Regions from separate parts of the Mus musculus genome. Here regions 1, 2, 4, 5, 6 and 7 are each linked to region 3. A link is a loop called in an ENCODE intact Hi-C map of the cell type or tissue named here. Cell type or tissue: heart. All regions are shown on one strand.

What was found. Peaks named below come from ENCODE experiments on the same cell type or tissue, not always from the same donor. Only the 100,000 strongest peaks of a DNase experiment are listed, where the experiment ranks them.
Region 1: it touches region 3 in a loop (3-fold over the local background); 5 of 42 quality-filtered maps call a loop at or near these places.
Region 2: a loop joins it to region 3, with 5 times the contacts of the local background. A loop is called at or near these places in 17 of 42 quality-filtered maps.
Region 4: it touches region 3 in a loop (3-fold over the local background); 9 of 42 quality-filtered maps call a loop at or near these places.
Region 5: it touches region 3 in a loop (4-fold over the local background); 24 of 42 quality-filtered maps call a loop at or near these places.
Region 6: it touches region 3 in a loop (4-fold over the local background); 38 of 42 quality-filtered maps call a loop at or near these places.
Region 7: it touches region 3 in a loop (2.7-fold over the local background); 11 of 42 quality-filtered maps call a loop at or near these places.

The regions. Positions count from the first base shown.
Region 1 is chr2:174,414,069-174,418,068 of GRCm38, reverse strand. Nelfcd (negative elongation factor complex member C/D, Th1l) reads right to left here and starts at 2,265. Exons shown (of 15, transcript NM_020580.3): 1 at 2,113-2,265. The coding sequence starts at 2,199. In heart, no CTCF peak of the experiment used is centred here; a DNase peak (open chromatin) is centred at 2,228; H3K4me3 peaks cover 1,496 bases; H3K27ac peaks cover 919 bases.
Region 2 is chr2:174,898,453-174,902,452 of GRCm38, reverse strand. No RefSeq gene overlaps it. Among named protein-coding and RNA genes, the nearest start is that of Gm40017, 18 kb to the left of the region's middle. In heart, a CTCF peak has its summit at 1,607; a DNase peak (open chromatin) is centred at 2,102; H3K27ac peaks cover 403 bases.
Region 3 is chr2:174,674,298-174,678,297 of GRCm38, reverse strand. All of the region lies in intron 3 of Zfp831 (zinc finger protein 831), which reads right to left. Among named protein-coding and RNA genes, the nearest start is that of Zfp831, 33 kb to the right of the region's middle. In heart, a CTCF peak has its summit at 2,431; a DNase peak (open chromatin) is centred at 2,447; H3K4me3 peaks cover 639 bases; H3K27ac peaks cover 571 bases; H3K27me3 peaks cover 619 bases.
Region 4 is chr2:173,581,523-173,585,522 of GRCm38, reverse strand. It overlaps the pseudogene Ppp4r1l-ps. Among named protein-coding and RNA genes, the nearest start is that of Ankrd60, 5.2 kb to the right of the region's middle. In heart, a CTCF peak has its summit at 1,904 (motif pointing left); no DNase peak of the experiment used is centred here; H3K4me3 peaks cover 260 bases; H3K27ac peaks cover 107 bases; H3K27me3 peaks cover 2,197 bases.
Region 5 is chr2:174,850,624-174,854,623 of GRCm38, reverse strand. It overlaps LOC115489499 (a long non-coding RNA gene), which reads left to right and starts at 1,267. Exons shown (of 4, transcript XR_003953980.1): 1 at 1,267-1,703. In heart, a CTCF peak has its summit at 2,439; a DNase peak (open chromatin) is centred at 2,533; H3K27ac peaks cover 779 bases; H3K27me3 peaks cover 533 bases.
Region 6 is chr2:174,327,714-174,331,713 of GRCm38, reverse strand. The region is part of intron 1 of Gnas (GNAS (guanine nucleotide binding protein, alpha stimulating) complex locus); the gene reads right to left. Among named protein-coding and RNA genes, the nearest start is that of Gm30189, 2.3 kb to the right of the region's middle. In heart, CTCF peaks have their summits at 600, 846 (motif pointing left), 2,024, 2,698 and 1 weaker place; DNase peaks (open chromatin) are centred at 963, 1,773, 1,823, 2,543 and 1 weaker place; H3K4me3 peaks cover 4,000 bases; H3K27ac peaks cover 3,804 bases.
Region 7 is chr2:174,470,641-174,474,640 of GRCm38, reverse strand. It overlaps Prelid3b (PRELI domain containing 3B), which reads left to right and starts at 1,700. Exons shown (of 6, transcript NM_025531.2): 1 at 1,700-1,809. The coding sequence starts at 1,778. It overlaps Gm38546 (a long non-coding RNA gene), which reads right to left and starts at 1,630. Exons shown (of 2, transcript XR_867090.2): 1 at 1,052-1,630; 2 at 532-827. In heart, a CTCF peak has its summit at 1,566; a DNase peak (open chromatin) is centred at 1,550; H3K4me3 peaks cover 2,126 bases; H3K27ac peaks cover 1,738 bases.

The sequences.
Region 1 (4,000 bases), 260 kb after region 3:
CCCAGCTCAAGTCTCCATCCTCCAGCCCTCTGGACTTTCGCCCCTTCAAGTACAGTCAGAGAATAGAGATGAAGCAAGTGGGCAAAGCGCAGGGGTGTGCAGTGTTTTCACACTGTCACATTCCCACCTACAGGCGTGCTGAACCACAGTCAGGACACCTAAGTCACAGGTGTGACACCCCACTAGCTCATCCCTCTCATTGGAGAGAACACATTAGGGTCAACAGGTCAAACCAGCGTCACTAAGACTGAAATTCAGTGCCAGGTATAGTGGCGCACACCTTTAATCCCAGCACTTGGGAGGCAGAGGCAGGCAGATTTCTGAGTTCGAAGCCAGCCTTGTCTACAAAGTGAGTTCCAGGACAGCCAGGGCTACACAGAGAAACCCTGTCTCGAAAAACCAAAAACAAAAAAAAAAAGGACTGAAATTCAGTGGACTCTAGGCCAGGGCCTGGCACGCCTAACCCTCAACAGACACAGAACATGGACGACAACCACCAAGCTAATCCACAGAGTACTTTCTTGTGTCTGTGTGGTCTCCTGAGATGTTCCTGTGTGTACATTGTCTGTGTGTAGATGTTAGAGATCAAGGTTGGGTGTCTTCTCCAGTCACTCTCCACACCCCTTTTTGAAGGTCTCTCGGTAACACGGACGGTTCAGCTGGCTGGCCAGGGGGCTCCAGGGATCCCCCGGTGCTGGATTACAGACAAGAGCTTTTTATGTGGATGATAGTTTCTGAACTCAGGACCTAGTGCTCCTGTGGCAAGCACAGTACTCGCTAAGCCATCCCCGACTCTTACTGAATCTGAACCACCTCAGTTACTGAGCCACTTAAGTGACACAAAGGACATCACTCTGAGTCTTCTTTCCTTCCTTATGCCCTGGGCAGGTGGCTGAGTCTTTCTGCCTTATTTTACTTATGAATAACACTCAATTCAAACTCTAGAACAGTGGTTCTCAGCCTTCCTAATGCTGCAACCCTTCAACACAGTTCCTCATGCTGTGGTGAACTCCACCTGTAAAATTACTTTTGTTGTTACTTCATAACTGTCATCTGCTACTGTTAGGAATCACAATGTGAATATGCAAGATATCTGATATGACCCCCACAGGGTCACAGCCCACAGGTTGAGAACTGCTGCTCTAGCGCCTAGCCTGCGATACCACACAAAAGCACTTAGCCCAACATCCAAATTAGCTAAATCCAACTCTATATATCCACCTCCGAGTTCCCAAGTGATGTAGTATGCTCTAGCATACAAACAGATGCCCAGGGTCTTATGTCCTACTGGTCAGCAGCTAGCTCTATAGGACCCCTGGAAGCTGCAACTGATGACTGACAGCTCCTGGTCCAGCAACCAACCAACCAACCACGGAGGGCTTCCCTCACTCGGTTCCAGAAACCCCTCACCTTTCCTCCATCACCCTCACTGCACCACTGACCACTCCACTGGTATACCTCACTGCATCCCATATTCATTCAAAGCTCATCTCACTTCCTGTAGAAAAGCCAAATTCCAGGGCCCCTACTCACTGTCCAGAAGGATATGGGAGGCTTAAGTCAGTCATACAGCTGGGTGGACTTCTGATTTCCTAACCCTGGTGTTTGGGGGGACACTGAACGATACCCGTTCCCCATCTCTCACCCAAATCTTGGACAGTCGGGGCTACGAGATCTTTCCTGTCCTGTACTCTAAGGATGAATGAAATCACCCAAAAGTGGAAAAAAAAGTTTGGTCTGTCCAGCACCGGAGAGTGTTTTCCCAACCCCAGAATGCTGCTGGAGTTTGGAGTTAGTTTGTTCACTGTATCACTGTGGTCCACTTCTCCCTTAGAGTCTGTCCTGCCCCCTCGGGCACCATGGCTTCTGCTTCGCAGAGATCAGCCCCAGGTGTCACTGGGAATCGGAATGCATGGGAAACTGAGGTCCCTAACGGGGCAGGACCGGCCCGAAGCCCTGAGTGCAGTTCCTGGACCCGCTTTGCTAGGGTCCGGGGTCGGAGGTCAGGGAGTCAAGGGTCACGGGTCCCCGTACCCGGGTCTGGCCGGAGCAGGAGCCGCGAGGACAGGACACAAACCCGGCTTCCTGGCGGAACGCCTACGGCCCTCTCACCTGGCCGCCGTCTGCCTCTTCGCCCCACTCTGAGGCATTCCCGAAGTAGTCTTCTCCCATAATTGTACCCGGCGCCGGACCCGCCATATCTGCCGCGTCTCCTCACTGCGCGTGCGCCGGACACAACAAATGGAAGAGCGCGTGCGCGGTTCTGGGCCTCAGGCAAGGCTAGAGAGGCGGAGTTGGAAAGGGGCGTGGTTACAGAGGAGGCGTGGCCTAGTCTTTGGCCTGCTGGGCGGGGAAACACCTTGTAGGATCTCTCATGAGCAAGATGGCTTGAGTCACAGCTTTATGTCTGCCCAGAACACTTCCAAGTTACCTTTTCTCCTTTTTAAGACAGGGTCTCGCCGGGCGCGGTGGCGCACGCCTTTAATCCCAGCACTCGGGAGGCAGAGGCAGGCGAATTTCTGAGTTCGAGGCCAGCCTGGTCTACAAAGTGAGTTCCAGGACAGCCAGAGCTATACAGAGAAACCCTGTCTCAAAAAAAAAAAAAAAAAAAAAAAAGACAGGGTCTCACTCGGAAGTGCAAGCATGCTTCCAGTTGCTATAAAAACCTCGAACCTTCAGTGAGCTTAAGCTTTGCCTGGACAGTGCAGCTGCCAACCGAGCAGGTATCACAGAAATGTTCGGATTTCTTTTACTATGGGCAAAAAGTACTCGGTGCATTGCAGAGCGAGATATAAAACATATTTCCAGTGGAGGAGGCCCTACAGCCTACAAAAGCCATGACTGGGCTCTGGAAAAGTGGACCCACTGAACACCTAGACTGAAGATACCTGGAGAGGCCTCCTGGCAGGTGGCCCCAAATCATCGATCGGGGAGGTTAACACCATGGGCTCTGGATGCAGACAGTGAGGAGAGGCTAGAGAAAAGAGCCAGCCATGTAGTACAGTCCTCAGGCACTGTCTGCAGAGCTGTTGGAATGCTATTTTACTTCTTCCTTCCTTCCATCATTTGACAAGTGTTTGTTGAATAACTCCTAAGTGCCTGGATCATTGATAACACCTGGAGTACAGTGACGTACTCAGGGACGAGATCCTTGCCACTTTGCCACCCATGATCCGAGGGAGCTAGCCTGCAAACAAAGGGGAGAAATGATAATACTGGATAACCAAAGTAAATAGTCTGTAATGATAGAAGAGACTTTCCCAAGATGCTCAGGGTGGCTCTTTCCATTCCAAATAACCTGGTGAAGAAAGTCCCCCACCAGAGCTTGTGGCACCCTGCATTGTAGTTGATGCCAGAGCCACCCAAGGTGACAACCACTTGCAAGGCTTTAGTCCGATGGCACATTGAAGCACTAGACACAGAGTTAGCAGGTAGTCAGCAGGAATTAGTTATTATAAAAGTTCATCTGGATTTTTGTTTAAGGAAAGTGATGGAACAGATATATCTGGAATGTCTAGCTATTTGCTACACCCAAAGAGGACTTATGGAGAGGAGGGAGGAAACCAGAGTTGCAGGGAGTGAGGAGGAAGGTGGAAAGGCAAGGAATGGTCTGGTAAGAGGCTACTTAGACTTCCAGTCTGTACACTCACAGATAGCCCAGCAGGAGGTAGGTTTCTGCCTGGGGACAAAGATGTGTTCAGGCTGAGGCCATTGGAGGCAACCCTGAAAGGCTTCTTTGCAGATGGTGGAAGGACCACTTTCCATCTCTCTGCTTGGTGGGTCTAGATCCAGCTCACATGATGAAGGAGCTTTAAGTTCAGGAGTGCCCTGCTATGGATTTGTTTCAGGCTCATTTTTATTTGTTTTCTGAAAATGTTGGGAATAATGAATGTCTGTTAAATTCCAACTATGGCTCTTAGATACTGTCTGAGTGGAAAGCAGGCAGATTCATTTATGAATAATTAATTGCACGTACAGAAGCAGGGATTGTCTAACTCAC
Region 2 (4,000 bases), 220 kb before region 3:
AGCATTGAACGACACCATATGAGGTAAGATGCTGGATGTGAGCAGATGTTTCATAGACATATGACGGCCCACTGGCTGGCCATGCGCGGCCAGAGGTGAGCCCGCCCACAGGGCTGCAGCTCAGTCAGAGCCTTGGTTTAGAACCGTATTCTTCCACTTCCAGTGTTTTGCCTTAGTTTTTGAATCTGCAACATGGGCACTATACTGCCTCTTCCTTGCATGAAGTCGAGGAAGGATGGCACACCACTCCCCAGCCACAAGCAGTCTGGGTACCAGATTTTAGGCCAAGAGTGCTTGGGGCGTTGCTGAGCGAGGAAAGGGAGAGGCAGAACCGCCCGCAGTTACTCCTGTTGCTGCTGCGCTGCCTTTCGGGTTCTGCGTGGTGTAACAGAGCGTGACTCACCCCTGTTTTCATTCACGAGTTCAGGCACCCACTTTAAATAGACTTCACTTGGGATCTACCCTGGGATAATTACTTAATGTGCCATCTAATCGGAGATCTAATTAACGCAGGCGTTCTCTGACAGCCATCACGGAGCGCAGAAAGCAGGTAGGCGCAAGGCTGTCACCTGGATCCTTGAGGAGGTGTCTGAGGCCTGGGAGCAACCCCGGAGCAGCAGAGAAAGGCTACAGAGCACTAGCACCCTCACCCTGTGACTTTCGAGGCGACACAGGAACAAGGGGTACAGGCTCTGGAGGCCTGACCCCTGCTGCTGACCCGGAAGGGCAGTGTTTAGTGCTTGCATTGCTATGGTGGGGTGGGACCGCGATGGCGGGCCAGTGCCTTCTCTGAGGAATGGCAGTGTGGAGAGGGAAATGCTGTGGGGTCCAATGAATAATGCTTAGGTCACATCAGAGGAAGTGTGCTGGAAGTAGATCCCGGCAGTGGGCTTGTTGACGCTGCACTAGTCTGAGCATCGATTCTGCACTCAACTAACTCTCACACGACCACTGCACCTCCTATGAGCCCCAGAATTCCAATGTCCATTCCAGTGACCTCTCCAGTGACAAAGGGCTCTCTGGAAAGCCCTGCTGGCCTCAGGATGAGACAGTTAGCTGCTGTTTTCAGTTATTCAACCTCGACTCCTCAGGAACCAGTGAAGAACCAAATTCCAGGAGAGCCCAACGTGTTGGAGTTGTCCAAAACAAACATCACCCAAACGTCCAAGGAGATGAGGTAACAACGCTAAGGTCCAGCCGCAGCCCCCGGAAGTGCAGGTGGCCACTGAGCACAAAACTAAGTTTACAGATATGTCAGTAACCTCACTTTGCAGGAAGGGATTCCTCAGATCAAAGTCCAAGAGGAGGTCAGGGGTCAACCTCCATTGTGACACTTCTAAACCCCACCATCCAAAATTCCCAAGGAGTGGCAGCTGGGGCCAGAAATGGAGGGACCAGAACCACAAAACACAAACAAGGGTCCTTTGGCTGCGTTGACGTCTTCAAACAGCCCTGCTCAAGGTATGGTCACTCACTATATTATACTTAATATAATATTATTTATAGGGCCAGTCACTTTATTATATTTAATATTACTTGTATTAGATTTATATTAGGTTCAGGAGCTCTGAAGACCCAGAGAATATTCCAGAGGTAATGCTTCTGTCTGGCCCCAGAGGGTGCTATTGCCTCACAAATGAAATACCTTCCCTTTGCAGAGCCTAGAAGTTTCCATGCACAGAGAATCTTCCAGAGTTCTTTGGCTGGTCCCCCTTTTCTGCAGAGGAAGTCTTTTCAAACCCTGTGGCTGGAGCAAAGAGCAGGACCTGTCAGAGCTGGGACACTGTTTGTTGATTGTCACTGTGTGTCCAGTCTGTTGCAATGTGTCAGAGAGTATTACCACGTATCAAAGCCTGGCCCTCTGCTCTATGGGCTACATACCTTTCCTCTTACATACTCTACTGTGTGGTGTGGACATTCTGTCCCTATGCTGTAGGGCCTTATAGAAACTGGACACTTGCATGAGGTCCCAGTGTCCCCAAAAGGACCTGGGACTGCATGATAGTACCCTTGCGTCATTTGGGGACTTTGTGATCCTAAATTTCAGCGGATCCCTCTGGTGTTCAGGAGAACACATGTCTGTAAGGCATTTCCGGTTCCTTCTGGCCCTGCTGCAGGGCCCTCGGGCCTCCAGGCTCCCTTGGAGGTGTCTGGCAGCCAGCAAGTCCTTGGGAAAGGTCCTGCTCAACAATGAGCTCTGGCCAGATGTTCTGGGGTTTTGAGCCATATTTTTTATGACCCAAGAAGGACCCTTTCCATCATTTTTAAGGAAGGGAAGAACTCAATGAGTGGGAAAACTGGGTTTAGGGTGTCTGTTTTATACTGTAATGTGCAGAGGAGGCCAAGGTTGGGGTCTCTTTATAGCTTCAGCTGAGCCAGCAATGTTGAAGGCCATAAGTCAGGCAGGGGATACAGGGTTGAAGAGAAGTGTTTTCTTCTCACAGTTATTTATGCACAAGAGGGAGAAGGAAGAGGAGGAGGAGAAGAAGAGGGAGACCTAGGATAGGAGATGGACAAGGCAGCCATGAGCACCACCCTCCTTTGCTTGCCTTATGCCAGATCACACACCGGGTTAATGATCTGGACCCAGCCTTCACTGGGAAAAGGAGGAGAGCAGTAACAAAAGATGTTGGACATGCTCCTCTGGCCTACGCGCACACACACACACACACACACACACACACACACACGTGCACACACACACATATACACACACATATACACAGAGACACACACACATGCACACACAGACACACACACACACACACATACCACACACACACACTCAAAACATACAAAAATAGGAAGTTAAAAAAAAGAGCATCATTAGGCAAAATGTGCTAACTGAACGAACACCAACTGAAATGAACTGGGCATGCTGGGATCTTAGGGGGCAGAGCATGGCCCCCCAGGATAAAGGTTTTCTAAATCACCTAGTGTCTAACCAGTCATTCTCTCTTAACATGAACCATGTCTGGTCTTCAAGAAGCTCACGACCAGCATCCCAGGGCTTGAGAAGACAAAAATGGCAGCTGAGAGCTTTTCAACATGGTAGGCATTCCAAGCTTCCAGTGGGCTTTGTCCAGCATGCTCTAATGAGGCAAAGACAGCCCTGCAGCTGTTAACTAACCCACAGAAGCTTTTCTTGGTGGCTCCTCTTGCAGCTGCTGAGAAAGGGTCAGAGAAGGGAGGGCGCACAGGAAGTCCCTATCCGTCCCCACTGGCAGTGGCTCCAATGAGCATATGCCTCCCACAGACCCCATCAAGGGCTGCCTGGGACTTCATGTGATGAATTGGTTCTCTCCGGGTGAGCTTCCTCCTGCTTTTCAGGGGCAGGAAGGTCTGTCAAACATTGTTGAGCATCGTGGTTTGAATCAAAATGACTTCCAATAGGCTTGTATGGAGTAGCAATATTTGGGGGTGTGGTCTTGTTGGAGTAGGTGTGACCTTGTTGGAGGAAGTGTGTCACAGGCTTTGAAGTTTCAAAAGCTCAAGCCAGGCCCAGTGTCACTCTTTCTTCCAGCTGCCTGCTGATCCAGATGTGGAACTCTCAGCTCTCTTTCCAGCACCACATCTGCCTGCACAGGACCTTGCCTCTCAGCATGACAATAATGGACTGAACCTCTGAACCTTTAGATGTTTCCCTTTCTAAGAGTTGCTGTGGTCATGGCATCTATTCACAGCCATAAAACTCTAACTTAAGGCAAACACGTAGGAGTATCAACCCAATGGTTCACAACTACAGTGATCATGAAACACTCGAAGGCAATTTGAGTTGTTACAGTGGGCAGTGGGTAGGGTTGCTCCTGATGTCTAGCAGGTATAGGCTGAGGTTGTGTGTGTCTGAAATATCCTCCATTGTTGAGGACAGCCCAGCACGCTGAAATGACCATGACACCAGAAACCATGACGCCAGTGCTAGACTGACTGACACAGATTGATTGACAGTGTCCAAGACTCTCAGTCTTTGGTTGTTGCAAATGTGACCACAAAAGACAAG
Region 3 (4,000 bases):
ATTGCGAACAGGCATCTACTGGAAAAATGAAAGTGACTGTCCTAATGCCGACGGAAAATGGGCTCTTAGGGTAAGTCTCTATGACATTGTCCTCCAGTTCTAAAGGTACTAAATCTCAAAGAGCCGGGATGAAAGCAGAGAGCTGTTCTCTGAAAGCCACATTAGGTGACTCAAGCCAGCAGCTCTGGGGATGACAAAGACGTTATTAAAGACGCACAGTGAAAGTTCAGCTCAGCTGCCTCGTGAATGTGAGCAAAGCACATGACACCAAACTAATGCTTTATGTAACGATACTTAAAGGGGCCTGGACCACAAGAGTAATCAATTAAAGGTCAGAGGTGGCGGTTGGCCTGTTGCATCTACGTCTCTCTATGCTGTTTTAGGTTGTCCCCAGACTCTGTGCCTTCTTTGGGTTGAGGAAGAAAAAAAAAAAGGTATGGGGCCTATATGGTACATGACTCCATCTTGAAACTTACAGATAATTGGTGTCTTGGGTTCTCCTGGAGATGACTTCCTAAAGAAGTCCTGGGAGAAGTATAGATCCAGAAGAAACTAGAGGGAGATGGCTTCTGTAGGCAACCCTTCAGAGAGGTGAGAGCTATAGACAGGATATGGGAAAGAGCCAATCTGGAAGAAGGTTAGTGCATAGCATCTACTAAGACCCTTGCTGTGTGACCCATGGTGTGTAGAATAGAACTCACTGGTTGTGAAAATTCTCACTCTCCTCTACCTCTTTGGGGGTGAAAGTTCCCCCAACATGTGCTTCCCTGTGTTCAGCAGCCCTTCTCCACCCAGTGGTCCTTCACCAGACAGACACCCTTCCTCAGCACAGGGTGGCCCACTACCACCTTCCACCTGGTACTGCACACAGTCAGATCTCCCTAAATTAGGCATGCAGAGGCTTGGGTCAATGTTTTCCTTAATGCAATTACTAAGTTGGGAGGACCTACATGAGGCCACTAGAAACTACCGAAAGCCATCAGAGACAGCCCTAGTAGTCTAGGAATAACATATAGGGGCATTGCTTAAGTCCCCAGTCTGACTGATTTGCTTTTGTGCCTAAGTCTTTTTGAGTTGGATTTTAGTCGTTTGGTACCAAGAGCAGTGATGGATATTCAGCCATTCTCCTAACCCACAGGGACACTGAAGCTTCCTTAGACCCCAGAGTGAAGGGAGGCATATATTCTTGAATGTCAGTTGACCCCTAGTACCCTCCTGCTCACTTCGACGCTGGGATGAAAGATTTACCTAACATTACCTCATGGTAGACTTAAATACAAGGCTTGGTTCCCCCAGGAAGCCTCTAATGGATCTACATTTGAGAAACAAATCAGATTGATGGAATGAGCTAGTCTTTTCTAGAAATAGCCGTCTGCAGCTTGCATCAATTCCTCTGGCTTCCCATTCTGCTGTGCTCGCGGCCATCAATTCCCTCCTTATCGAACTCCTCAGACGACTGCAAGGCAGATCCTCAAATGGAGAGGTGGGATGAGGAGCAAGGAAGAAGGATGTGCGTGTGTGCGAGAGCTTCTGGGAGCTCAAGCTGTTGAAACCAACTCCAGTCTTGCTAACCCAGCTGCGGAAAAGGCATCGATTGACAGGAAAAGTCAACACAAAACCAAACAAAAGAGAAAGCCAAACTTGCCCTTCAGAGAAGTTTCCAGAACATGTCAGACAGGGCTCATTCTGAGCTTCAAAATGCAGTTACTTAGAATGGACTAAGAGGATTTCTCTCTCTCTCTCTCTCTCTCTCTCTCTCTCTCTCTCTCTCTCTCCCTCTCTCTTTTAGTTTTTTTTTTAAATTATGCATTGTATTTATAATGAGTCACTTCAATTAATTAAAATTAAGTACAACAGAACACAACAGATAAAAATTAATAGCAGAAAATGAAGAGCCTCCTCTGCCACTTAGGAACAGCAGCGTCGTGTGCTAGCATGACAGAGTGAAAGCAGAGGGTAGAAACCACGCATGGAAACCCAGCAGAACCCAGAAGCAACTGTAAAAGGAGAACAATCGCTTCCAGATGAAAACATATACCACCTTTCTCACTTGAGCCATGAACGTGTGAGCTTGTGAGAGTCAAAAGCATAGTCTATTTAACCCACTTTAGCAGAGGTAGATGCAGACATGTCTTTGGTTCTCTATGGTCTCCACTGCAACGTTCAACGTTTTAGGATACAAGGAAGACACAACGGGATTTTAGATTGCCCTTTCAGAAACAATGGGTAAAGCCTGGTGGGTGGCAACTATGATGCAGGAGGAGTTCCGTACGTTTGAGGCAGCCTGGGCTATGTAGCCAGATCTTTCGTGGAGAGAGAAAACAGGAAAGGTACGATTAGAAGCCACAACAGCTCCCCAGGAAATAGCTAGTGGACAAAGTAGGAATGCCCGTGTGTTCTGCTAAAGCAACAGGGTGCTATACTGGAGTCCACCACTAGAGGCATCAGAACACCAGGCTCTACCGTCAGAAGGGCAGGAAGAAGCCTAGGCTGGGTCAGGGCAAGGGGGTTTGGGAGATACGGGATACCCAGAAATTCCATCTTGGGAAAGATGCCCCCAAATCACAAATGTAACTTTGGATGCAAGTGACAAACTCGAAATGGACCCGGTTCAGTGAGAAGCTGGGAAGAAAGGACACATACCTATCAGGAGGGGACGGGTACAGACCTTTCTGGGATAAGAATAGAAAGCCCACCTCCCCCAAGTGCCACCACATTCCCCACGGGACTTCTAGGGAGTTGGGGGTGTGGAGAAGCAGCTGTCTTCCTATAGTCTCCAGGACCAGAAGGGAGAAAGAAAAGGAATTTTCCCCTCAAATCCAACCGGTGAGTCCCAAAAGAGGATACAGACAAACTGCGTTTGGCATTTGGCTCTCCTAAGCCAGATGCTGAATGTGTGGGTGTTAGATGACAAAGAGAAACGGCAGTGAGCCCCCCCCCCCTTAATAAAGATCTCTGACAGTAGTGTGTGTGTGTGTGTGTGTGAGAGAGAGAGAGAGACAGAGAGAGAGACAGAGAGAGAGAGAGACAGAGAGAGAGAGACAGAGACAGAGACAGAGAGAGAGAGAGAGAGAGAGAGAGAGAGAGAGAGAGTTTGAATTACCATCATGTAAACACTGGAAGATCTATTTACTGTCAAATTCTAGATTTTTCTCATAGAGACCAGAGCTGGCTTTCTCCCTGTATAGGAGCTAAGATTACCCGGATGATAGTTTGGTTTTTGCATTTGTTTTGTTTTGTTTTGTTTTGTTTTGTTTTGTTTTGTTTTGTTGGGTTTTGTCCTTCCTTCCTTCCTTCCTTCCTTCCTTCCTTCCTTCCTTCCTTCCTTCCTTCCTTCCTCCCTCCCTCCCTCCCTCCCTCCCTCTTTCTTTCTCTCTCAGTTCTGAAGCAAAGCTCAGTCCTTAGCAGCAGGACTCAGGTGTGAGGGACCAGAGAATCTGAGTGCCGCATGCTACTGCCTCTTCTGGGCAGGCTGCAGCGCCCGCTCCTCTGTCTCTGATTTACATTTGTTTTTCTGAACGGCTTTTTTTTTCTTTTTCTTTTTCTTTCTTTCTTTCCTTCCATGTGCTTCCTAAAAACACGGTTCTGAGGGAGAGCTGGGGTGTTTTGAAGTTGGGAGGGTGGTTGCTGACCATATCCACGTTCCTTCTCACAGGGACCCTCACCCCATCCCCCGGTCTTCTCTTTTCCCATCTCTCACCCTGCTCTCTGCAATGCTCAGCTTCTCTGGGTCTCAGCCTCCTACGAGGCCCCTGCCTATACTCCTGTCCTTATTCCTCTGGGGGTCATCATTCTTCCTTCAGTACATCTGGGTGGCATTTACGTGAAAGCAGCAAAAAGGAACAAACAAGCAAGGGTCGCCTGCGTGCTCAGACTGTAAGCTTCGCCTGCTCTGCAGGGGTCCAGCCGAGGCTGGCAGTACAAACCCTGCTGGCGATTAGCCTGCTCCTGGTTTAGCCATTTGAACTTCAAAAAATATAAACTAAGACCCAGCAAGGTG
Region 4 (4,000 bases), 1.1 Mb after region 3:
ATTAAATGTGGTAGGGGTCCCCCTGCTTGTTCTTATAGGCAACACAGCTGCTCCTGATCTTGGATCTGTAGACTTCAGCGACGTTAGCGGTTGCCTGAAACACGTTGCCCTGAAGTTGTGCACAAAGTTTTTCGAGTGCGCTGCATTTCATTCAATCTAGTAAGGAGCCGCTGGCCTTGCCCGTAGCACATTCTTGTAAATAGCTCTCTTTCTGTTTCCGTCTTAACTCCATTATTTTTTTTTCTGGGTTCTATTTGTCATTTTCTCTATAAGCCCAGCTTTTAATTTTTGCAGTTAGAAGCTATATTGTTTCATAAATTTTCAGGATAGCCTATTAATTTTATGCTTCCATAATGGGAACTGTGCAGAAATAATTTTGTATATGAAACTCTTTAAATAATAATGTAGGTTTTTTGTTTGTTTGTGCATGTGTATGTTTGTTGTTGAATTCTCCACAGCTTTGTAGAACAGTTCATGATGAGCAAAGCCTCGGGCAGAAGAGGCAATCCTGGTCTTTATGGACGTCTCCCAGCCCTAGAGAAAAACACAGTCTTACTTGAAAATAGTGATTTTTAAGATTTCTTGATGATAATGAAATTTTATAAAAATGCCATGCCCTCAAAGGTAACAGTGTACTCATTTTGAAGGGTGATGGTTTTAAAACTGGGCCCCTCATGCTGGATGTATTTGTCTAATGTTACTACCCTGATTTTTCCATTTCCCTTGGAGAGTGTTATGTGCATGTATATATTATTAAGACCTATTTAAAATCTTCTCTACGTGAGCTAGTGAGAACTGAAGGAGATGCTTTCTCTTGCTTGTCAATTGATTGTGAGGGTGGACATGAGGATGCCCTTGTGCTGTAGAGAGCGAGTGCTGCTTGTAATTACCTCAGCTGGCACTGCAGCCGGCATCTAGCCGGCAGGGCCTCACAGCCGGCCGCGGCCACGGCTCTCACATTACTCGCAGGTGGTGGTGATGCTGCAGAAGTTCTGCTGCCGCGGTGCCTGTGCTCTGGGGCTCATTTCCATCCAGGAGCGCATCTCTGGATTCTGGCACTGCCCTGAGTGGGCTGGAAGGCAGGTTTTTGCTTGCATCTGCCGGGTTAGCACAGCCCCGGGAGAATCTGCCTGTGGATTCGTTTCACTGGCAGAAGCTGGGGAAAGTTTACCGTGCCTGCTCACCGTGTAGGAGACTGAGCAGCTCTTTGAAGGGTATAGGATCTTGTTCCCAGTCACCCTGGGCACTTGTTCACACCCCAGACATGGTTGGTACTTACTGTGTGCTGTGTATCCTGAAGATGAAATCAGCGCAGAGCCAGCCAGCTCTCCCATCGGACCCAGCCCTCTCCTGTTACACTTCATCCAGGGTATACCTGAGTGAGAGGTCAGAGTGGAGAAACCCATTCTCATGCCCCAGGTTTCAAGCTTATGTCACCTTGTGTTCTCTATAGCCCCTTCTGACTAACTAGCACCTTGGAAATGCTTGTGCATGTGTGTGTCACGGGGTGGTTGCTTGAATGTCAGCCATCTTGACACATCTGATTCTCTAGTAATGGCTCCTGAGTATGGCCCATGTGGAATATGATGGCACGCCTGTTTATCTTTAAGGATAATTGTTCTGGATGAAGCATTAACCCCCAAAGAGGCCAAGTCAGGATCCCACTAGACGTGGAAAGCCATGGTTTTGGTTTTGAGGGCTTTGTTCCCCCAAGTATTATTTTAACCATTTTGGTGTTCCATCATGCTGTCTTCTGGCATCACAAAGGCAAAGGGCATGGTACGCCATCTCCAGGAGCTGTGCTGACAGCCAGCTTTAATGAAGCCAATTCTAATCCCAAGCCTGCAGTTTAGTTGTCTGCCTAGTAAACAACTGCAGTGAGAGGACTCACTAGCGCCCCCTATTGGGCTAGAAGGACATAGCCGGTATTTTTCCACAGCACAGCCATCTGTGAAGGAAAACATCAATATTCGTTTGTACAGCAATGCCTTTTTTCTTTTTCTTTCTCTTCTCTTCTTTTCTTTTTTTTCTTTTGCTTTTATGTGTTTAACTACTTACCTGGAATTCTGGAATTTAGAAAAATAAGAAACAAACAAGAAATGATACCAATTCATTTTGTTTAAGAAAAAACATTTTTTTTTCTTCAAAAAAATATTATTAAAGTTGTAGAAAATCTGGAAAAACACAATTCAAGGGACTGATGCTCCTGAGATAGTGTACTTCAGAGACTTGTTAATCTCTATCTGTACACAGCTCTTGGAAGAAGGTACTAGGGTGACAAGGCAGGTCTAGAGTGAGACCTCGCTGGCCTAGAGCCTATTTCTGAGCTCCCTGCTAGTGGCCTGTTTAAAGCAGTATCTCTGCAAGGTAGAGTGTGCACCATGCTGTTCCAGGCCATGTCCCTCTGACCTGATGAGGTTATCAATGGGAACAAGCATTGAATGGGAGCCTGTTGATGAGCCTGAGACACTGTTATCAAGATGCTGACTCACCCTGGTACCAACTTCTCTTAGAGGGGCCGCCCATAGGAACCAGAGTCCATGTGCCTGGCTCAGGTCTCCACTCACTTGTTGGTCCTAAGACTTTCAGTGCCACTGCCACTCTGGTCCAGACTTTTCGCACCTATAAAACAAGGCTAGTGTTGTTGCTCTCCAGAACCAGGTGTGAGGAGAGAGGAAGGAGTGTCCTTTAGGCACTCTGTAAGTTAGGGGGCAGTGCACAGACTCCACTGCTGAGCTCAGGTAGGCATGGCTAGCTTTGAGAGGCCTGAGCCTGGGCCAGCATTTGGGTTAGCCTGGCAGCCAGTTCCTGTCTTAAAGGCGGGGTGCTGAATACCTTCTTATTGCCCGAGTGTGTACAATACGGCAGCCTCGTGCAGGGTGATTGGTGCAAAGGATGAGCTACTGCACCCCTGAAGAAACTGGGTTCAGAAAAGCAAAAGGACTTACCTGAGGCCACAAAGTGACCAGTTTAAGTTTCAAATCTGCATCTGCCTGGCTCCAGAGCCCACGCTTCTCCTGCAGACCTTGCCGTCCTTGGCAGCCATTCCTTGGTAGTGAGTTATAAAAACTATAAACTGGCCGGGCGTGGTGGCGCACGCCTTTAATCCCAGCACTCGGGAGGCAAAGGCAGGCGGATTTCTGAGTTCAAGGCCAGCCTGGGCCTGGTCTACAGAGTGAGTACCAGGACAGCCAGGGCAGCACAGAGAAACCCTGTCTCGAAAAACAAAAAAACAAAAAACAAAAACATATAAACTGCTTATAACTAAATTCATTTCTTGAAATTTAAAAGGCCCCCCCCCCACCTTGCGCATCAAACCTATAGATTCAGAGGTAGTGTCTTTACAATGACATAAGTATGTGTGCTTTGACATCTTGAGGAAGTCACTGCCAGGCTCTCTTTTCTGCAGGCTGTGGTGAGTGAAGGGTCTGTTCCTATGGACCAGTCTGTGGGACACTTGCCTGCCAGCCTCCTGAGCCTGGTGTCGGATCCTGTGCCAAAGGAAAAGGTTCTGCTGCCCAAGGCACTGCGGCAGACACTGCTGGAGAAGGGTGTGTGGACCTTGCTGGCTTCTCTGTTAACCCTGGCTGTGACAGGTGGCAGCTAGGTCCCCCAAAGAATTATATATAGCAGGCTGGATGGTAGTACACTGGAGATACATCACAGCTGAAGGGGTGAACATAATTCCATTTCTTAAACAAAGATACCCCAGATACAAACTATCACACTGTTTTCTAGATAGTGAAGGCATTTTTCAGTTCCGGTTATGATAGGAAAGGAAGCCAAAATCTTATCTCAAAGCTCTCGCAGTGTGATGCCTGCCACTGGTCTGTTTAAGCCTGAGTGATGCTGCGTGCAGACTGTGTGTCTGTACTGGCTCGTTTCCCCACCGTGGTGTGGCCCCCTGTTTGCTCATTTCCCACCTTCCCCCTGTCCTGCTCCCCACATATGTTAGATCTCAGGAACTACAGAGCAAGAGGCATGCAAATATTTAGTTACT
Region 5 (4,000 bases), 180 kb before region 3:
ATGGGGCTGGAGAGGATGGTTCAGTTTGAGGTCCAGCACCCATGTGATATCTAGATGTGGCAATGTGTGCAGAGACAGGTAGATCTGGAGTTGGATGGCTAGCCAATGTAATTGAATCTACCAGGTCCAGGTTGTAGATGAGATCCCACAGTGGATGGAGTTTGAGGAATGACACCTGAAGTTGTCCTCTGGCCTGCATACACACACGTGTGTGAATATCTACACACACACACACACACACACACACACACACACACAGAAGCTTGTACACACAGCTGAACACACTAACACACCTTTCCTGAGACATGATTGGTTGGGTTGTGGTGTGAACTTTCTGGCTCACTTTTAAAGATGGCTTAAAAACAAGATGGTGCATGGGATGCTGGAGTCAAAGTTGAAAACCCATGACAAGACGTGCTCAAGAAGATGGAGGGCCATGGTTGGGCCCCATGGGTGGACACAACTCCATTCCTCTTCTTCTGAATGGGGTCCACGTGGGTCTTTGTCTCACACTGCTCCCTCCCTGTTGGTGAAACGATGACTCTAGAGCTCAGACATTAAGAGCCAGAGAACCCTCTTCTGGAAGCATGAGTCGTCTTCCAGCCTGACGTTAAGAAGCAACATGAGAAGGCCAGAGCCCTGCATGCCTGAACCCGTTGCACTGAGTCACCCATCACTTGCTTGACAGTGAGCAATCGTGACCTTTTTGGCTTTGCTCTTATTGACGGCAAGCTGGTGGATATGCTTAAACCGAAGGTGAGGCTTAGGGCTATTTCCCACTGCCTGAAGAAGTGAGATTGGAGAACCCCCCCCCCCATATGTTCTGCCTGCTTCTGTCACTACAGACCCTTCATTCACACCCAGCTCTGAGTATACCACCACGCTCTTGGATCAAAACAGCTTGTACCCTTGTCACCAGAGTGCCACCCCCACCCCTGTCCTAGCTTCCTAGGTGTTATTCCGAGCCTATGTGTGTATAATTAAAACAAATCCTACACAATTATAACCAGCAGAACCTCAGCCTTATTCTGGGAGGCATTATTAGAGTCCCCCCCCCCAACAAACCCTAGATTTGAAAAACATATTTTTTTTTCCACCCAGGCACCATCTGTCAAAAACAAATAAATGTTATGTATGAAGAAGTTCAATGCACATTCATGAACTTCTAAATTAAAGAACATTAGAAACAAAGCCCCATGCAGTGCATTCAATAAATAAATGCATATGTGTGCACCTGTCAAAAGTCAGACACGAGGTGGGGGGGACGGGGCACCCAACTGGGCAAAGAAGTAGAGGGGAAAAAAGGATAAGAAACAAGCCAAAGACACAGTGACTCATGGGACGGCTATAACCAGTGCAGGCGTATCGCAGATACAAAGGTTCCCTGAGGACCCAAGTCAGGACGGTGGTTTTGATTTCAGGATGAAGCATGGACCCAGGATACAGTAGGCACTCAATCATTGCTGCAGAATACAGTAGGCACACAACCATTGCGGAAGAGACAACACCCTGTTTCATTTTCTAGCCAAATGAACTCAGCTGTGACCCTTGACGTTGCCCATGTGGTAGAGGTCTGCGATAATTCACCTCTTGGGGGTGTCTGTGATGATGCTTCCAGAGACAGGCTATAAGGGGTCGGAATTAAGAGAATTCATGCTTCGATGAATCCACAATATGACCGCACTGTTGGGAAGTGCTCAAAGGTAGGAAGTGGGGCCTGGTTGGAGGAAGGCCAGTGAAGTCCTGTCTTGGGGCTTGTGTCTTGCTCTGGCTTCTTGCTGTATGTCCTCTGTGTCTCCCTGTCTGCAGCAGTAAGTTTTCTGTGTCCGTCCTCTGCGTCTACCTTCTTAGCAATGCTCCCTGTCCACCGTTAGGGAACCCCTTCACTGCAGTGCTCCCAAATGGCATCTACTCTGGTGCTGTACCTGTGTCCATGTAGAAACAGGGAAGCTGAGACTCCGGAAGGCAAATGACTTGCTCCCTTACTCAGGTTAAGGGGAAAGCAAGAATTGAAGCCTAATCTGTGGCCCCACTGTGTGCTTCCCTTGTAAACCATCGAGGTCGGGCTCTTAGTTTCGGGGGGGGGGGCAGGGAGAGGTCGGGGCGGGGCAAATGTGTTAGACAGACGTGTTAGACCATTAGTTGGACGCCTCACTTTTCCCCCTAAATGTCAGGACTTGAGACTTGCAACCAGCCTGTTTTCTTGAGTGTCTCAAGGAGGCTGTCTGAGTCCTGAGAGGCAGGGCCTGGTTGACTACAAAAGGAAAGGCTGATAGAAGTTTCAGGAAAAATCCGTTACAGCTGTAGGAAAGAGGATTTCCCACGAAGAACTACAGGGAACTTGGCTCCGAACTGGCGGCCCTTTGGATGAGAGAACAGTTCTCTCATGGAACGGCTTGCCTGAGGCAGACTACCTGGTTGCAGTTACTTCGGCGGCCACGTGAATGCGCTGTTGTGCAGCGAGTGAGCGAGGCGAGTGGGGGAGGCGTATGCAGTTGGGACTGCGGACCCTCTTTCTGCCTAACAGTCCAGGTCTGGTGCAAAAGTTGTGACTGCTAGCATCGCCCCCAGAGAAGCCAGATGCTGGGGGCCCTGGGAGGGTGGGGAGGGTCTGTGGGGACCCTACCCGACCCAGGCTGAGACCCCTTCCCCAACCTGTCAGTCCTGGTGACTGCCCAGTGTTCTTGGGGGTACTGAACTGAGTGAATCTGAGCCTAGGTGCATTGCAGTGGAAGGGAGATGGGCGGTGGGAGAGTCCCCGTTCCCTTTGCGCAGTGGCATCTAGCATGGAGGGATCCTTAGGGTACCATGACCCTGTGGGTCTGCTTGGTACAGACCAGTTCCCCCCCCCTTAACCCCCCCCCAAGTCCAGAACTGTGAGGGGGTATGTAGCCAGGGCCCCAAAGAGATGTGCTACAGTCTCCTTGTGCTAGGAAGGTCACTGCTTACCGTGTACTGTAGCACAGGCTTTGGGCCTGGACAATGACGCAGTATATTTTTCAGCTGGAAAGAAAAAGATGTGCGTGAGAAAGAGACATGAAAATACACATAGACTCTGTGTGTGTGTGTGTGTTTGTGTGTGTCAGGGTGGGAGTGGGGTATAGAAAACCTATGTACCTGTTAGGAAACCAGGAGAGACCCAAGCCCCCTTCCCCTCCTTCTGAAGGCTCAGAACTGGGATTTTTAGGCTTCTAGTCCCAGCTAAGGGTTAAAGGAGCTTTCACTGCTCCTGCCCGCCCTCAACTGCCAGTGGCAGGGGGCAATAAACCATAATTTTTTTCACCAGAGGGAGAGAGTGACAAGGAAAAAGAAAGATTAATTTTCTTCAAGGACACACACACACACACACACACACGCACACACACACACACACACACACACACACACACACACACACACACGTACGTTTTCTTATGTGCAGGGAGAGACAAACCAACACATTTCACGTATCTTTGTGCATACATAAAGTGCTGGAGCCGAGGACGAGTGTGTACGTGTGTTTTTCCAAGTTGGTGTGTGTTTCTTGGCTGCAGTAGAGGAAATGTTCCCAAGAGGACATTTTCTGTCTAGATAGACACACGCGCGTGCACGCGCACACACACACACACAATGCATTCTTCGTCACTTTCTCCGGAAGTGTGCAATTAAAGAGAGGGCAGGGGGTCGATAGAGACCTGAGTGGTGTGTGTGTGTGTGTGTGTGTGTGTGTGTGTGTGTGTGTGTGACAAGAGAGACAACGGAGAAACAGAACGGTGAACATTTTTTTCCCCTCATTTAGAAAACATTACCTTTCTGGTTTCTTGTTTGTTTTTTGTTTATTTTTTCAGCTAGTGGGAGACAGATTCGGAATGATATGTTTTGGTTAAAAACACACATGAGCACATATACCAGATTTGTGTGCTCACAGCTCATGTGTGTTATTTGGGGAAAGGGGAGGTATTTTGTCCCAGTGATGAAAGCTTTAGAGGGAGATTTTTCTGAGGTAGGTTAAAAAAAAAAA
Region 6 (4,000 bases), 350 kb after region 3:
TTTTTTTTTGCCAAGGAGGAAAAGCCGCAGTGAAAAAAAAGAGAAGAAAAACCAAACAAGCAAATGTCACTTGCCAAACAACTAATTACTGTCTTTTCATCAGCTGCCACCCCAGAGTCTTCTCAGAGCGCTGAGTCCCCCCTCCCACCTTGAAAAGGACAAAAATTTTAAAAACGCCATTTCGAAACTAAGAAGCCATTTACAGACAAATGTCATTTTCCAGTTTTATCTTATTTATGAGTCTGTTTAAAACAGGATTTTATTTTTTACTTGTGTCTCCACTCCCAAAGAGGCCGAGTAACAGGAAAACCTGTGTGTTAATTGTTGGCTGCACGGGAGGGGGCACAGTTGGGGGGTCAGCTGCTACCATTTAATGCTCCTCTTTGCTTTTCAAAAAAGCCTGTAAGTCTAGAAGGGGGGGGGGGGAAGGTCACATTGTAAAATGACGTGTCATTTGGCTTCACTGGGCACTTTGCGTACTTTTTTTTTAATTTTAATTTTAATTTTTTGATCTTATTCGATTTGATTCTTCTTCTCTTCCTTCCACGGCCTGGCCTAGCTCAGGACACGTCTGCTCCGCGCACAGTCAGTCGGTCCTGCCCGAATCGCCCCGAGTCGCGCCCAGAGTCCGCCACGCTCCCTCCTCCCTGGCCCCCCCCACTTCGGCGCCACGACTTGCCCGCGCCCCCTCCCCCCTCTGCACCACCTTTACCGCCCCGTCCTTTCCGAGGGGCTGATGTCACCCGCCCCCCCACCCCGGCGGCTACTTCCCTCGCCAGAGTCTCCCGGCCGAGGTCCCCGAGTCCCCCCTAGTGGCCTTGGCCTCTCTTTGGGCCCCCTCCCAACAAATCGCACACCCCAGTGAGGCGGGTCCCCCTCCCTGGGCCCGCCGGCCCGTTTCCTGTCCCTAGCCCTACTCTGTCGCAGTCCGAGGGGCCCTGTGAGCCTCCCCTCCCCCTCCCGACACGCACCCTGGCCCCTGGCACTAAGTAGGCCTCGCGAGGACGCGAAGCCAGGGACGGGGGGGAGTGTGGCCAACTGAGGGGACGAGACCGAACGAGGGGGTCCCACGCCCAATTTGCAGCCCCCGCCCGGCCGAATTCCGCCCCGGGGTCCCCTTGACGGCCTCGCCCCCTGCACGCGCGCGGCCCAGCGGGCCGGAGGGCCTGGGAGCGAGCGCTAGAGCGCCGGGGAGGGGGGCGGGCTCGGCGCGCGCGGCCTTGCGGGTCGCCCCGCGGCACTCCCGGGCCGGGCCCGCTCCCCCCCGGGCCGCCCTTACCCAGCAGCAGCAGGCGGTGCGTGGCCCGGTAGACCTGCTTGTCCTTCTGCAGCTGCTTCTCGATCTTTTTGTTGGCCTCGCGCTGCGCCTTCTCCTCGTTGCGCTGGTCCTCGGTCTTACTGTTGCCGAGGCAGCCCATGGCGGCGGCGGGGCGCGGCCGGGCTGCGGGGCGGCGGGGACGGGGCGGGCGGCCTCGGGCGGGCCGGGAAAGCGGGGAACGCGGGGAGGGTGGCGGCTCGGACTAAGGCAAGCGCGCGGCTCTCCGCCCCTCGCTCCGGGGCCGAGGCGGAGCAGAGCAGGAGCCGCGGGAGCTGCTGCCGCCGCCGCCGCCGCCGCCGCTCTTATTGCCTCGGCCCGGGCCCGCCGCCCCGACCCAAAAGCGCCGCGGCGGGCGGGGGAGCGGGGGGAGGCGGAGGCGACGGCGGCGAGGGGGGTGGGAAGAAGAGGAGGAGGAGGAGGGCCGCGGCTGGGAGGGCGGGCGCGGGCGCCGGGAGGCGGTGCCCAGAGGCCGGGCAGGGGTCCCAGCACCCACGTCCGGCTCGGGCCGGCTCCACGGAGGGGTCGCCCCCTCGCCCCACCCGCAGTTCGGGGCCGGGGCCTGGCCGTGCGGCGGGGGGAAAAGGGGGCGGCCCCGCGGTGGTGACGACCCCTCACACGATGCCAGCGCTCCACCCCCGGGCCGGGCGGCCCCCGATCCCCCTCCTCCTGCAGCAGCAGGGCGGGCAGGCGCCGCCAAGGGGCCGGGGTGGGCGGAAAGGGAGGGAGTGCGGGCCCGGACTTAGGAAAATTTCGAAAAGGAGAGAGAGAGAGAGAGAGGGAGACACTGAGAGAGCCAGAAAGCAGGGAGCTTGGAGAAAAGCTAGGAGAGCACTAAGCATAGGACAGAGCAACCAAAAAGGAAAATGTGTCCACACACAAGCACTAATAAAGATCCACACTACACAGCAATGGTGGTGGAAGGTGGTGGTGGTGGATGTGTTGGTGGTGTTGGTGGTGGTGGTCGATGGCGATGTAGATGATGATGGTGGAGGGGTGGGGGGGAGGCTGACTAGATGAGCCGCTCGTCGCGCCCCCGGCGCCCGGTGCCCCTGGCCCGGGATCGCCCACGGCCTCTGCGCTTGGCGCGACCACTCAGGAAGGAGAAGAAGGCGCAGCCCAGGAACACTCTGAAGCAGCAGGTCGCCCCGAACACGAAGCCGCAGCCGCGGCCCTGCTCTGTGCGCCTCTGTAGCAGGAAGTTAAGCACCCATGAGGGGCTGCGAACCGAGAACACCAGGAACACCACGAGGGGCATGTGCGCGCTGAGTGCGCCTGCCTTGGCAGGCCCAGGCCGCCACACGACGCCCCCCACGCGGGGAGGCGCGTAGTAGGCATCATCTTCTTCATCAGTGTCACTGTCCCATTCGGCCCAGGCCCTACTCGCGCCCCCGGTGGCGGCGCCCTCTCCGAACCCGGCGGCGCCCTGCGCGGCGCCCTCGTCTTCGCCTGCGGCGGTGGCGGCGGCGCCCTCGGGGCCTCGGGCCTCTGGCGGAGCTTCTGGCACATTCTTCTTCTTCTTCTTCTTCAACATCTTCTCCAACTTCTTCCTCTCTTTCTCTCTCTTCTTCTCCTCCTTTCTCCTCTGCTCCAGCAGCTTCTTCTCCATCTTCTTGCGCTCTTTGTCGGTCAGCAACTTTGCGGGCGGCACATCGCGCCCGGCGTTCACGAGGACCCTGACGGACTTCGGGGGCTTCGCGGGGATCCCGTTCTTCTGCGAAGCGAACGGTTCTGCCAGCACCGCAGCCGCCACGGCAGCTTCGGCAGCCACTTCGGCGGCAGCCGCGGCTGTCTTCCTCTCGCTCTCGGCCGCTCGGGCTTTGAGCTTCATGGCCATCTTCAGCATGGTGCCCCGGCCACCTCGGGGTGCTTGGTTCGCGCCTGGCTCGGGCGGTCTGCTTGCCCCCGGCCTCGGGCTTCCCGGCTCCTGTGCGCCCCGTGTCGGGGGGCTCAGCTGCAGTCTCCGCTGTGCTGTCTTGGGGTCACCGAGTGCGGCTTCCCGGGCTTCGTAGGGGGCTGATGGACTGGCTGCCTAAGAGTTAGCGTCAAATAGGATGAGCAAACAAAAAAAGCGAGAACAAACAAACAAACAAACAAACAAAAAAAACACCCAACAACAGCAAGAAACCGAAAAGCAAGCAAGAAATAAGAACTGCCCAACAACTCAAAAAGGGGGGAAGAGAGTCTAGAAAAGACAAAAAAAATAAAAAAAATAACACAAGAGAAAGGAAAGTGCAAAGGTGCAGATGACAAGAGTTTGCTATTACCCTTAGGTGCTCCTTGGGTTAGCTCTTGGGGATGCCAATGGAGAAGAGAAAAGAGAAAAGAGAGAAAATTGGAGGGTGCCTGAAAGGCGCGAGGCAGGGCAGCGGCGCCAGGCGCCTCTGCCCTATCCCGGCTCTTGCCTGCTCGGGCACCTCGCACTTGGGCGGGAAGACCCCACGCTCCCGGACTTACATGTGAGTGAGACGCACTCACACGCAAAGCAGCGCCTGCCTGCCCGTCTGCCTGCCGCCGCCAAGCGCTGGGACAAGGGTTCGCTCCAGCCGGTGCTGCAGCCCCGAGCCCAGAGAGCCGGGAGCTAGCGAGCGCCGCTGGTACCAGCCACCTGAAGCAACCCGCTCCGCGGTGCCGACGCGACTGAGTGTCCCCGCCGCGGAGCGGGTTTTTCTAACCAGCCTGATG
Region 7 (4,000 bases), 200 kb after region 3:
ATCCACCCACCTAACGATCCATCCCCATCACTCCAGATGAAGGAAGCAAAATCAGTAGACTGGTACAGTCATGTTTTGGAGAGCAATGGAAAAGAAGTAAGTTTTCTGGTATGACTTTGACAAAGAAAAAATCTTGAACTGGGGGCAAAGAAAGAAAAGAGAAAAGAGGAAGAGGAGGAGGAGGAGGAGGAGGAGGCAGAGGAGGCTGGCCAGCTAGCTGGTGAACAGCTTCATGAAGCTCTAGGGCAGCAGGGACTGACTGTTCTGTAGTGACTGCACTAGAGCCAGTAATACACAGCACTAACTTCACATCTTAACAAAGGCTGGGGCCCTCTCAGCAGCCCTTAAAACATTATCTCCCCAAGAAATCACTCAAAGTACTGAATATATATATATATAATCCCCCAGGTAAAACAAATTACACTTAGCAGCTACCAACCATATTATTTCCTTCCTGTCTAATATAATTTTTCTATCTTTTAAAATATAAACTGCTTTGGCTATTTTAAAAAAAAAAATGATCCACCCTCCTAAATTAACCTGGCTTTATTTGTTTTTAACAATTGAACAAACTAGGGACAAAGGGTAATTCTAAGTAGCTCTTTAAGTACCGAGATGCAAAGATTTTCCTCCAACTGTCATTTCAAAAGGCAAATTGTTCTGTCGGGAGGCACAGGATGCGGGGAACAGGGTGCGCAGAGGTGGGAAGCTACACCTGAAACCCAAGCCAAGCAGTTCGTCCATCTTACCCGGCACATCTCTGAATAGAACCACATGCCATCCGCTCCTGCCCCCTCACTTCTTAGTCATTCTCTCACGAATGTCATCTGTAATTATTAGGTACAGGGAGGAAATCACTGAACAAGCCTAGCAAGAGCCTCACCCTCACGTGCCTACAGACTAGAAGTCAAGCAGATAAACTAAATGGCCTAATTAATTCATTCCTCAAATAACTATTTCATTTTCAATAACCTTTAAACCCCTGCTATCCAGAGGTGCTGAGTGCCATGATGGAGACAGGCCAGGGCTGGCTTTCTGGGGGATGACTTACAATGGGAGCTAACAGATAAACAAGATGACTCCAGAGTGGTAATTGCTGAGGAATATGTAACAGGAAGTTGTGGAGGCACAGGAGGGCGTGGGCATCACTGAGAAATGGTGATGGAGATGACCTATGACCGTAGAGCAATTGGTCCAGCCCTGTCTGGGTGGCCTGTTCCACCAAGGGTAACCAACCCTGGGCTGGCAAGGGCACGGGTGCTGATTGAAACCACCCCTGTCCCGCCACCCCACTGCTTAGATTGAAGAGGTGGGACTAACTCTCTAAGACCACACCACAAAACCGTACTCTGGCAAACGCCGCCAGGCTCAGCCACATCCAATGAGAACTTTAGACACATATCAGCAACCCGCCAAACCAGCCAAAAAGTCCCGCCGCCAAGGCCCGCGCATGCGTAGTGCGGCGCCGGCCGGCCGCCTCACTTTTCGGCTCTGCGCCGGCGCACTGAGCCTTCACGAAGGAGGGACTTGATTGCGCCGAGCATGGGGGGCGGGGCTTGGTTGCTCTGAGCCAAGAAGACTGGGCAGGACTGCGCCGCGGGGCGGAGCCAAACCCGGCTTGGCTAGGCCGCGGGATGGCACTTCCGGGCGTCCTAGCGCCTGGCTCGACGGCGCCTGCGCGCTGCGAGGCCGGCCGGCCGGGACGGGGCGGGGCCGGCGAACTTCTGTGCCTCACTGTCCCCGGACACTGAGGGACACCGGGCAGGCAGCTGGCACCATGAAGATCTGGACTTCGGAGCACGTCTTTGAGTGAGTGTGGGTGCGGCGCCCGCCTCCGGCGCCCTCGGGGAACTTCCTGGCGTCGGGTGTAGCGAGACAAGCGGAGCTCGGGACTCGGGGGGATCGCCAAGGTCACGACCCCGACCCGAGCTAGGGCTCCCTGTCCCCAGGCCTGGGAATTCCTCCCACACCGTCGCCACTGACGGAAGACAAGAGCGGGCCGTCGAGCCTGATCCGGAAGTGACTCCAGGGGTCACAGAGCACGAGGCCCGAGGGCTTCACAGGGTTTTGGGGTGTCCTGAGCGCCGACGTATCCAGGGTATCCTGGAGTTTCCTGACTGATACCTGACAGACTCACCGGGACCTGACTGAACCCCGACGGCTTGTGGTGGCTGGAGTGCCCTGACTGATACCTGACAGACTCACGGTGTCGTGGCTGAACCCCAGTGATGGCATGATGGCCTGAGTGACCTGGGTTGTTCTGACTGAAATCCCCCATGTTATAGCGCCCCTCACCCCCACGGACATCTAGAAAGCTGGCCACCCACGTGGAGTGTCTTCCTGTTGGTCTCAGCTCATGCTACCATGATGCCAAACATTGATGACAGTCAATCTGGAGAGCAGATCTCTTGATTTCTTGATCAAGATCTCTTGATCTAGAGACCAGGGCCTGCTCTTGCAGATAATTTGTCACCTCTGTTTCCTATTCCTCTCAGCCATGACAGCTGACTGATAGCCAGTGTCTGCTATCACATCCAGTCACAGCTTTATGGTTCTCTGAACTTATAGTGGGAAACAGGATCAGAGTCAGTGGGGTGTTGGGAATTATACCACCCAGGTTCATGGTGCCACACACAAGAACAACAGAGCTTTCTACCTAAATAACTGGTTTACGCCTTGTTCCAGCCCTCCTTTCTGACTGATTTATTGTGCTCTATTCTACAATGTCATCTTGTCATAGTTATTGTTGACTTACATCCGAAACCACTTCCAGATGATCTGAGCTCCTTCACTCACTTGGCCAATGTTGCCACACTGTTTTAATAGTATAGCTTTATGGTGCCTTTTAATCTACAAATGCCAATCCTGATTACTGAGGGTAATTGTAAAAGAAGTTTTACATAGTAGATCATATCTGAGTACCTGCTGTGTCCCAGAAAGGACAAACTACTAGAACTAGAAGGGACTCTCAACGTTTGTACCACTTCTGGGACTGAGGGGCTGTGGTCCTTAGGATGCTGTCTGTTTCAGAACAAGGGGTTCTGGACCCCAGTCCTCTTCTACATCTGAATGCTTTGCTTCAGAGCTGTTGGCCCAAAGTGTCATCCTTAGAACTTAGAACTTGTTCCTCCCTTACGGTTCTCTACATCTATACTCTTTCCTCGGCTTGCCTCCCCCCTCACCCCCCCTACCCCAACCCTTGGATCCATCCCTTCCCTTTCCTAACGGCATGTGTTCAATGAAAGTCGGTCGTTGGTGATCCTAGTCTATTTTTGCCACAGACCTCTGGAGTAGATGAAAGCTGAAGGACCTGTCTTCTAGAAGATAGATACACAACTGCTCCCTGGGAGGAGCCCAGCAGTGCCTTGTATCCAGACCGGTTGGGCCACCCAAAGTCCCAGCCTACATGCACTTTGGCACCAGGATCTGTATGTCAGCCAGGATGGTGCTGCATGCCTGTAACCCTAACAGTTTGGGAGCCTGAGACAGGAGAATTCCCATGAATATCAGGCTAGCCTGAACATCCGGGTACACAGTGTGTGCTGGGCAGCCAGGACAGCATAGCAAGGCCACATCTCAAAACAGTAACAGAGACAGAAGCGCACTGAACTTCCCACTTCGCCTCCTGAATTGCAGTCTTGATGTCTTGCTTCCTTTTTCAGGGTTCCATCTTGAGAACATTGCTCTCTCAAGCAGGACTCTAGGTCATTCCTCATCCAACCTAGCTTGGATTTTTTTGGGCACTGTCTTCTTGAGAAGCCCTGATTAACCAGTCACTACCAAAGCTGCTTGGTATGTTTTTAGTCTCACTCCACCGATTTCCATACTGTCTGTGTCCTTGCTTTCTGAAGATGGATTTCAAACTCTACATATTGTATAAGTGAGCCTTAATTTGTTTTTAATCTCAAGCCCTATTCCACAGTCAACAAAGGTCTGTAAGTAGAAGCTTCATAAATCTAAACAGTCCCCAAATGGCAGTGATATAGGCCAAGGCCTCTTC